2 separate regions of the Homo sapiens genome follow, and region 2 is linked to region 1. A link is an interaction called in ENCODE POLR2A ChIA-PET data of the cell type or tissue named here. Cell type or tissue: Panc1. All regions are shown on one strand. Region 1 overlaps ADAMTS8 (ADAM metallopeptidase with thrombospondin type 1 motif 8). Region 2 overlaps ZBTB44-DT (ZBTB44 divergent transcript).

Region 1 (5,000 bases):
AAGGCAGGGGGAAGTCATCCGAGAAGGTTGTCTGAAGGAGGAGGGTTTGAGCAGCGCTTGAAGGAATAGAAGCACATAGCACAGAGGAGAGACGAACCTACAACAGCTCAGGCGTGACAGAGGCAGTGACTGCGTCCTGTGAGAGCAAGAGGGCGGGGAGCTGGTTCAAAGGACTGGAGCCAGGCATGGGGTGCACACCTGTGGTCCCAGATACTCAGGAGGCTGAGGCAGGAGGATCACTTGAGCCCAGGAGGTCAAGGCTACCAGTAAGCTGTGATCATGCCACTGACTCCAGCCTGGGTGACAGAGAGAGACGCTATCTCTTTAAAAAAAAAAAAAAAAAAAAGGGCCAGGTGCAGTGGCTTCTGCCCGTAATCCCAGCACTTTGGGAGGCTGAGGCAGGTGGATCACAAGGTCAGGAGTTCGAGACCAGCCCGTCCAACATGGTGAAACCCCATCTCTACTAAAGATACAAAAAATTAGCCAGGCGTGGTAGCACACGCCTGTAGTCCTAGCTACTCAGGAGGCTGAGGCAGAAGAATCGCTTGAACCCGGGAGGTGGAGGTTGCGGTGAGCCGAGATCGAGCCACTGCACTCCAGCCTGGGCAACAGAGCTAGACTTCATCTCAAAAAAAAAATTGCTTCTCAGAAGAGGGGATTAAAGAAAAAACAATTTTAAGTGGTTGGAATTGTTGGTAAAGTAATATTCTAGATCCTTCTCACTGAGGGAGACAGGGACATGTATGATGCAAAAATAAGATGATCCAGACAGCATTATTTGGTCTTCATTTGCATGCTGTGGCTTTCAGGAGCACGGTTAGGTTGTGATATGGATGAATATTGTGTTAGCTGGCATTCACTGGGTACACAGAATGTCGGGGGCAATGCTTCCTAGATGTTCAGGACAGCAAAGGAAAGTCGGTCCTGAAGAGCGTTTGCAACTGATAGTCAAAAATTAGGCATGCTCTCACTAGATCATCAAGTGGTGACAGCTTTTAGTTGGAGGTCAAGAAGTCGTGACACCTAGACCTTCAGTGCCATCCATCACAGGCCATGAAGAGCTGAGAGGGCGGCAGCCCTGTGCATGTTCTTACACCCCTGCTTCCTCTTTTCCCAGGAGACTGTCTCCTGGATGCCCCTGCTGCGGCCCTGCCCCTCCCCACAGGCCTCCCGGGCCGCATGGCCCTGTACCAGCTGGACCAGCAGTGCAGGCAGATCTTTGGGCCGGATTTCCGCCACTGCCCCAACACCTCTGCTCAGGACGTCTGCGCCCAGCTTTGGTGCCACACTGATGGGGCTGAGCCCCTGTGCCACACGAAGAATGGCAGCCTGCCCTGGGCTGACGGCACGCCGTGCGGGCCTGGGCACCTCTGCTCAGAAGGCAGCTGTCTACCTGAGGAGGAAGTGGAGAGGCCCAAGGTGAGGGACAGCCCCTGAGGATAGCGGGGAGGGGAAAGGAGAAACAAAAGGAAATGGGGAGGACTGAGGGCTGTTCTCCAGAAGGAAACCACACTTGAGAGTCATGAACCGAGAGACAGCCAGGCAGAGCGGCTCACACTGGAATCCCAGCACTTTGGGAAGCTGAGGCAGAAGGATCACTTGCACCGAGACCAGCCTGGGCAACATAGTGAGATCCTGTCTGTACAAAAAAATAAAAAATAGGTCAGGCATGGTGACTCACGCTTGTAGTCCCAGCTACTCAGAAGGCGGAGGCAGGGAGATCACTTGATCTCAGGAGTTTGAGGCTGCAGTGAACCATGATCATGCCACTGCACTCTAGCCTGGGCAACAGAGGGAGACCCTGTCTCCAAAAAAAAAAAAAAAAAAGAAAAGAAACTTCGGGCCAGGCTGCAACATAGGACTTCTAGGTAAAATCACTCATCTTTTAACAAACAAACCAAAGCATATTTATCCACACGGTGAGGAGCCCGTGAAGGCTATCCCCTCGGTCAGTGGGTTGACACTGCCGTGGCTCCAGACATTAGGGAGCTGCTTTGGGGCTGCCTCAGGGCTGGTGCAGGTGCAGATTGGTGAGCGGGGTGGAGACAGGAAGGTGAGCACACAACAGATGGAGCCACTGTCAATTCCGTCATGAACACAGAGACACGCGGAATAAATTCCATCAAGAATTGAGTGAAAAGTATTCATAGCCTGCCCGTGCTTGAACTGAATGCATAATTACAGGTTGGGAGAATGAGAGCAGTTGTGGGAATTCCGTATTCAAAGAGGAGGAGAGGAGACAGATTCAGAGCTGCCTCTGGCCAGGCAGAAAAAAACTTGGCCCAGGAGAGAGTAAACTCACAAGAAAAACCAAGGCAGTGCCAGTGAGGGTTTTTAAATGATTCACTTCTTTGCCCTGCTCTGAATACATCCAAACTGTGAGGCTGATCGCATTTCTCTTACTGTGACTCATGGAGCCATCACTATGAAACAGCATCCACTGGGTTTCACAGCCCGGTCCCCGCCAGCGCTGAATCGCCAGGGTGGCCCAAGCACTCCTCAGTGCATGTCTTTTGCACTGAGCCTTGGGAGCCCGCCTGCACCAGGTAAGCTCTGTACTCTTGTCCTAAGCCTGAGCTGGTGCAGGATTCATGGACTGATCCTCAGCCACCTCCCATTCACCCTGTTCATTCTCATCACATGTTATTGAGGGGAGAGCAGAGGGATCTGCCACCAATCCCAGAGCACAGCCGAGCTAAGTGCAGGGAGAGGTTGACGTGAAATGATCATGGAATGATGTGTGGCCTCTATTTTTAAGAAGTCAGATCAGAAAATACATATTTATAGAATCAGGCCAGGTGCTGTAATCCCAGCACTTTGGGAGGCCGAGGCGGGTGGATCACCTGAGGTCAGGAGTTCGAGACCAGCCTCACCAACATGGTGAAACCCTGTCTCTACTAAAAATACAACAATTAGCCAAGTGTGGTGGCAGGTGCCTATAATCCCAGCTACTCCAGAGGCCAAGACAGGAGAATCACTTGAACCCAGGAGGCGGCAGTTGCAGTGAGCCAAGATCATACCACTGCACTCTGGCCTGGGCGACAGAGCAAGACTTTCAAGAAAGAAAGAAAGTGAGAAAGAAAGAGAGAAAGAGAGGTAGAAAGAAAGTGAGAAAGACAGAAAGAATATATACATAGAATCATATCTTTTGTAAAATAAAAGCATTGCATTTTTATGATGATATATTCAGAGCAAAAGTATGAAAAATATTGGTGAAAATCATGTTAATGGTTTTATCTGGGTAGTGGTGTTTTAAAGAAGTGTTAATTTCTTTTTTACACTTTTCTGCATTTTTTTATTTGTCGTATGAGCAACTATTACTTTTATAACTTTTAAAAAATTATTTTCATTTTGAATACTCTATGAACCTTTGGGCATACAGCATTCCAAAGGGCAAAGCTTTGTTCTCATAGGTCAGTTGTAAAATGGGAAGCAGGGCCAGGCATGGTGGCTCACACTTGTAATCCCAGTACTTTGGGAGGCCGAGGCAGGTTGATCACTTGAGGTCAGGAGTTCAAGACCAGCATGGCCAACATGGTGAAACCCCATCTCTACTAAAAATACAAAAATTAGCCAGGCGTGGAGGTGTGCACCTGTAATCCCAGTTATTCGGGAGGCCGAGGCACAGGAATCATTTGAACCCAGGAGGCGGAGGTTGCAGTGAGCCGAGATCACGCCTTTGAACTCCAGCCTTGGCAACAGAGCAAAACTCTGTCAAAAAAAAAGGAAGCAATTCTGTTTCTTTCCCAAGCATTGTCCTATCACCAGAACCAGTGGCTGGTAGACTATGGCAACACCTCGCAGGGATGTTTCCTTTAGACCAGAGTTCCTCTGCCTTGGCACTAGGGACACTTAGGACTGGATAATTGTTACCGTGGGGCCTGTGCATTGCTGGATGTGGAGCAGCATCACTGGCCTCTACCCACTAGATGTGGTCACGTACACCCTCCACAGCTGTAGCCACCAGAGTATCTCCAGACATTGCCAAATGTCCCCTGGAGGGCAGAATTCGCCCCAACGGAGAACCACTGCATTATATGCAACCTTATTCCCATAAAAGGGTGTCATTCATTCATTCAGCAGATAGCCTATTGAGCACCTTACTAAGCATAAGGCACTGTTTTAGACACTGAGGAGTCAGTAGTGAATGAGTCCAGCCTGGTCTCTGTGCTCACAAAGCCATGCAGGCCACACAGTCATTAAACAAATGATTGAGGCAGTTTACGGCACTCCATGCACCAAGATGATAATGACTAGATGAGGAAGCCAGGGCATTGGCCACCCAGTGACACAGATACTGAAGCCTCCTGGCCTTTGCTCCTCATTCAGTGTGCCATTGTATGTTGCAGCCCGTGGCAGATGGAGGCTGGGCACCGTGGGGACCCTGGGGAGAATGTTCTCGGACCTGTGGAGGAGGAGTACAGTTTTCACACCGTGAGTGCAAGGACCCCGAGCCTCAGAATGGAGGAAGATACTGCCTGGGTCGGAGAGCCAAGTACCAGTCATGCCACACGGAGGAATGCCCCCCTGACGGTAATTACCACTCAGGGCCGCCCCTGCCAGAGCAGCTACTATCATTGCTATGACGCATCCCCAGAGGATGTGTAAAGTGGGAGTGAAGTGGGTGTCCCGGGATATAGAGTTACTCCCAGAGGGGAGTAAATTGGGTCTCCTGGGATGTAGAGTTTTGCCTGTGATCTCCACCTAAATGGGCTCTGCAAGGTTCCAATCCCAGGGGCAGCTCTCAGGGACCCGGGACAGCTCTCATAGTGTTCAGAGAGCCTGGCAAAGTCAAGGAGAGAAATTACGCTCATCTTCCAAGATGTGGAGAGGAGGACATCACTCCCAACCAAACTTATTGGGGAGGAGCCTCTGCAGAGGGGCTGGTGTCTAGGAAACTAATCCTCCTGGAGGCATAGGAACCCTCATCTGTGTGCAGAATGGAAGCATTTTCCAAAGCAAGTGTCAGAGCCAAACCTCCAAGGTCTTTCTAGCCAAAA
Region 2 (5,000 bases), 53 kb after region 1:
AAAGCCAGCCAGGCGCAGTGGCTCACGCCTGTAATCCCAGTGCTTTGTGAGGCCAAGGCGGGTGGATCACGAGGTCAGGAGATCAAGACCATCCTGGCTAACACGGTGAAACCCCGTCTCTACTAAAAATACAAAAAATTAGCCGGGTATGGTGGCGGGCACCCGTAGTCCCAGCTACTCGGGAGGCTGAGGCAGGAGAAAGGCGTGAACCCGGCAGGTGGAGCTTGCAGTGAGAGGAGATCACGCCACTGCATTCCAGCCTGGGTGACAGTGCAAGACTCCGTCTCAAAAAAAAAAAAAAAAAAGAAATAAAAAGAAAAAGCCATCTTCAAAATGGTAGGAAAGTTTTCTGACATTATTTATTACTGAGTCTTACCCCACCCTTCTCCATTATGTGGTTTTGGTCTTGAACTGGCAACAGCCTAGTTCCCAGTACCCTTTCTTGAACCAGAAGGAGCATAGCAGATCTTGTTCACAAATTACTATGTATGTCTGTTCTGGCAGATACTTGAAAAACTGAAACAAAGAGATAGTCTCTGTTTTGCCTAACTCAGAACTCAGGTGAAAAAAGTGGTAGGCACTACTCATAAAACCTGCAAGGCGACTGCAGATCCACAGACTCCTGGGACAAAAAATTACAGGTGAAGATATATAACAGACCATCTAAACCCCAGAGGAGAAGCTGCAGTACGACTAACTAATTCAGACGTTCAAAAGCAGCCATATATATGAGAGAATTTAGGAAGCCATGTGCATGTCCATGCAAGATGCATGCTCAGAAAAGACCTGAGAAGACCTTAAGCTTCCACCTCGAAGCTTTGTGCCTGATCCCTAGGCACAAAACAAGCTTAGCTAAGTGTTAAAAGAATGCCCTAGGACTGGCCGGGCACAGTGGCTCACGCCTGTAATCCCAGCACTTTGGAAGGCTAAGGCCGGCAGATCACAAAGTCAAGAGATCGAGAACATCCTGGCTAACCCGGTGAAACCCTGTCTCTACTAAAAATACAAAAAATTAGTCGGGCGTGGTAGTACGTGCCTGTAGTCCCAGCTACTCGGGAGGCTGAGGCAGGAGAATTGCTTGAACCTGGGAGGCAGAGGTTGCAGTGAGCCAAGGTCGCACCACTGCACTCCAGCCTGGGCAACAGAGCAAGACTTTGTCTCAAAAAAAAAAAAAAGAAAAGAAAAGAATGCCCTAGGACAAGGCCAATCTACAAACACTGACAAAACTGCTGGCATTTAAACAACATTGTTGTTTAATCTTTGTTAAAGCATTAACTAAACATAAGCTAATGGAACAGAGATTTCAGTGATCCAACACAATAGCCTCTGCAAAAATAGTTAAGAAAACTCTCAAAACTAACAGACTATTACAGCCTTCAACAACGAAAAAAGAAAAAGAAAAAGAAAACAGCAAACCCTGGACAAAGGGAAAAAAGTCCTTTCCAGAATTACCATATTATAATGATTGGGCATTTGCCCAATTTGAAAAATCACAAAGTATACAAAGAAACAGGAAAATACGACTCATTCAAAACAACAAAATAAATTGACAGGAGCCATTCCTGAGGAAACCCAGACTTCAGACTTAGACAAAACTCTACATGATTTAAAACAAGAAAACCTAAAGAAAAAAGAAGTAAAGGAAATCAGGAAAAGAATGCTTTGGTTTGAATATTTGTGTCTACCCAAAATTCATATGTTAAAATCCTAACCTCCAAGATCTTAGGAAGGGAGGCCTTTGGGAGGTAATTCGGTAATTATGACAAATTTCCTTATAAAAGTGGCCTCTTGGCTGGGCACAGTGGCTCACGCCTGTAACCCCAGCACTTTGGGAGGCTGAGGCAGGAGGATCACCTGAGGTCGGGAGTTTGAGACCAGCCTAACCAACATGGAGACACCTTGTCTCTACTAAAAATACAAAATTAGCTGAGCATGGTGGCGCATGCCTGTAATCCTAGCTACTCGGGAGGCTGAGCAGGAGAATTATTTGAACCTGGGAGGCAGAGGTTGTGGTGAGCGAAGATTGCGCCATTGCACTCCAGCCTGGGCAACAAGAGCGAAACTCCATCTCAAAAAAAAAAGAAAAAAAAAAAGGCCTCTTAGCCATGCTGTCCTCTGAAAACACAGTAAAAGGATGGCTGTCAATGAACCAGGAAACAGGTCCTCACCAGGCAGCAAATCTCCTTGATTTGATCTTGATTTGCCTCCTTGATCTTGAACTTCCCAGTCTCCAGAACTGTGAAAAATAAATTTCTGTTGTTGTTGTTTATAAGCTACGCAGTTCATGGTATTTTGTTAAACTAGCCCAAACAGACTAAGACAAAAGACATATGAACAAAATGAGAATATCAACAAAGATATAGAAATTATAAAAAGAAACCAAACAGAAATTCTGGCCAGGCACAGTGACTCATGGCTGTAATCCCAGCAATTTGGGAGGCCAAGGCGGGCAGATCACTTGAGGTCAGGAGTTCAAGACCAGCCTGGCTAACATGGTAAAACCCTGTCTCTACTAAAAATAAAAAAATTAGCTGGGCATGGTGGTACACACTGTAGTCCCAGCTACTTGGGAGGCTGAGGCAGGAGAATTGCTTGAACCCAGGAGGCAGAGGTTGCAGTGAGCCGAGATTGCACCACTGCTCTCCAGCCTGGGTAACAGAGCAAGACTCCATCTCAAAAAAAAAAAAAAGAAATTCTGTAGTTGAAAACTAAAAATTGAAATAAATATTCACCAGAGATTCAACAGCTAATTTGAACAAGTAGAAGAAAGAATTAGCAAACTTGAGACAAGGACAATTAGAATTATAAAGTCTGAAGAACAGAAAGAAAAAAGAATGAAGGAAAATGAATAGAGTCTGAGGGAACTATGGCTCACCATGAAGCAGCCTAATATATGTATTATGGAGATCTCAGAAAGAGAAGAGAGAGAAAAAGGGGAAGAAAGGTATTGAAGAAATCTTGGCCAAAACACCCCAAATTTCATAAAAGACACACATCAACAACTCCAAGAAGCCAAAAAACTTCAAGTATGATAAGCTCAAAAAGATCCACACCAAGACACATTATAATCAATCCATCAAAAGACAAAGAAAGAGTCTTGAAAACAGCAAGAGAGATGCAACTCAGTAAGGAATCTTCAGTGAAAATGCCACAATTGTGAGATTTTTACTAACACAAAAAGAAAAAAAAAGAGTATCACTGAATTTTTCATCAGAAACACTGGAGATAGGAAGGATGTGGGATGACATTTAAAATGGTGAAAGACAAAGAACTGTCAACCAAGAATTATATATCTGGCAAAATGTTCCTTCAAAATGAGGAAGCAGTTAAGACATTTTCAGATAAACAAAAGCCAACAGAATTTATTACCATTTAGACTTGCCCCCACAAGAAATGAAAAGGGAAGTCCTTTTGGGTCAAAATTAAAGAGTGTTAGATGTAACTTAAAGCTTTATGAAGAAGTAAAGAGCTCTGCTAAAGGATTTAAAAGAGAAAATACATTTAAAAATTATTATAAAGCTGTATCATTAAACAATGCTGTGAGTTGATTTATGTCCCTTCAAAATTCGTATGTTGAAATCCTAACCCTCAGTACCCCAGAATGTGACCTTATTTGGAAATAAAGCCATTGCAGATACAATTAGTTAAGATGAGGTAATAATAAAGTGGGGTGACCCCTAATCCAATATCATTGGTGTCCTTATAAAGAGGGAAAATTTGGAGACAGACAGAATGACATAAGAAGATGAAATCAGAGATTAGGATAACATTTCTACAAGTCAAAGAATTTCAAATTTTTCCAGAAGTACCGGAAGCTAGATGAGAAGCATAGAACATATTCTCTTACCACCTCAGAAAGATGCAACCCTACTGACATGTTGATCTCAGACTTTTAGCCTCCCAAATTGTGAGACAATAAGTTTTTCTTGTTTAAGTCACCCAATTTGTGACCATTTGTTACAGCAGCCCTAGGAAACTAATATAAGTACACAATATAAAGATGTAATTCAGGACATCAATAACATAAAGTGAGAGGGGAGAGCAGAGCTGTATAGGAGTAGAATTTTTGTACTCAATTGAAGTTAAGTTGGCATTGATTCAAATTACATTGTTATAACTTTAGGATCTTATATGTATTCACTATAGTAGTCACAAAATTATATCTATAGAATATATACAAAAGGAAATGAGAAGGGAGTCAAAACATGTCACTAAGAAAAATCAACTAAACACAAAAGAAAGCAGCAATGGAGTAATTAGAAACAAAAAAGCTAGAAACATAGAGAAAACAAATAACAAAATGACAGAAGTCCTTTCTTAGTAATTACATTAAATGTAAATGGATTAAACTCTTCAATCAAAAGAGATTAGCAGAATGAATTAAAAAATACAATGCAACTATGTGCTGTCTACAGGAGGCTCATTTTAGATCTAAAAGCACAAGTTTGAAGGTAAAATGGTGGAAGAAGATGTTTCATGCAAATAGTAATCAAAAGAAAGCTGGGATGGCTATACTAATAACAGACAAACTAGATGTTAACTTGAAGACTGTTTCAAGAGACAAAGAAAGAGATTATATATTGATGAAGGATCAATTCATCAAGAAGATATACAATTATAAATATATATGAAGGAACCAACAGAGACACCAAATATATAAAGTAAATTGACAGAATCAAACAGAGAAATAGTCAGTCCCACAATAATAATTAGAGACTAAAATATCCCACTTTCAATAATGGATAGAATGACCAGACAGAAGATCAATAAGGATAAGACCAATAAAGATCCAACAGAAAACTTGAACACCACTATAAAACAACTAGATCTACAAACATTTACAGAAAACTCCATCCAGCAACAGCAGAATACACATTTTTCTCAAGTGTGCACGGAACATTCTCTAGAAGTCTTAGTCTATTTTGTGTTGCTATTTTTTAAAAAACTTGAGACTGGGTAATTTATGAAGAAAAAGAGTTTATTTGGTTCACAATTCTGCT

What was found. ChIA-PET counts read pairs that join two places held together with the same protein. Peaks named below come from ENCODE experiments on the same cell type or tissue, not always from the same donor. Only the 100,000 strongest peaks of a DNase experiment are listed, where the experiment ranks them.
Region 2: POLR2A ChIA-PET joins it to region 1 with 5 read pairs; 3 of 35 experiments call an interaction of 5 or more read pairs at or near these places.

What each region holds. Positions count from the first base shown.
Region 1 is chr11:130,410,950-130,415,949 of GRCh38, reverse strand. It overlaps ADAMTS8 (ADAM metallopeptidase with thrombospondin type 1 motif 8), which reads left to right. Exons shown (of 9, transcript NM_007037.6): 5 at 1,118-1,419; 6 at 4,350-4,533. Among named protein-coding and RNA genes, the nearest start is that of ADAMTS8, 15 kb to the left of the region's middle. In Panc1, no CTCF peak of the experiment used is centred here; a DNase peak (open chromatin) is centred at 2,379; H3K27me3 peaks cover 191 bases.
Region 2 is chr11:130,357,928-130,362,927 of GRCh38, reverse strand. The region is part of intron 1 of ZBTB44-DT (ZBTB44 divergent transcript); the gene reads right to left. Among named protein-coding and RNA genes, the nearest start is that of ZBTB44-DT, 45 kb to the right of the region's middle. In Panc1, no CTCF peak of the experiment used is centred here; no DNase peak of the experiment used is centred here.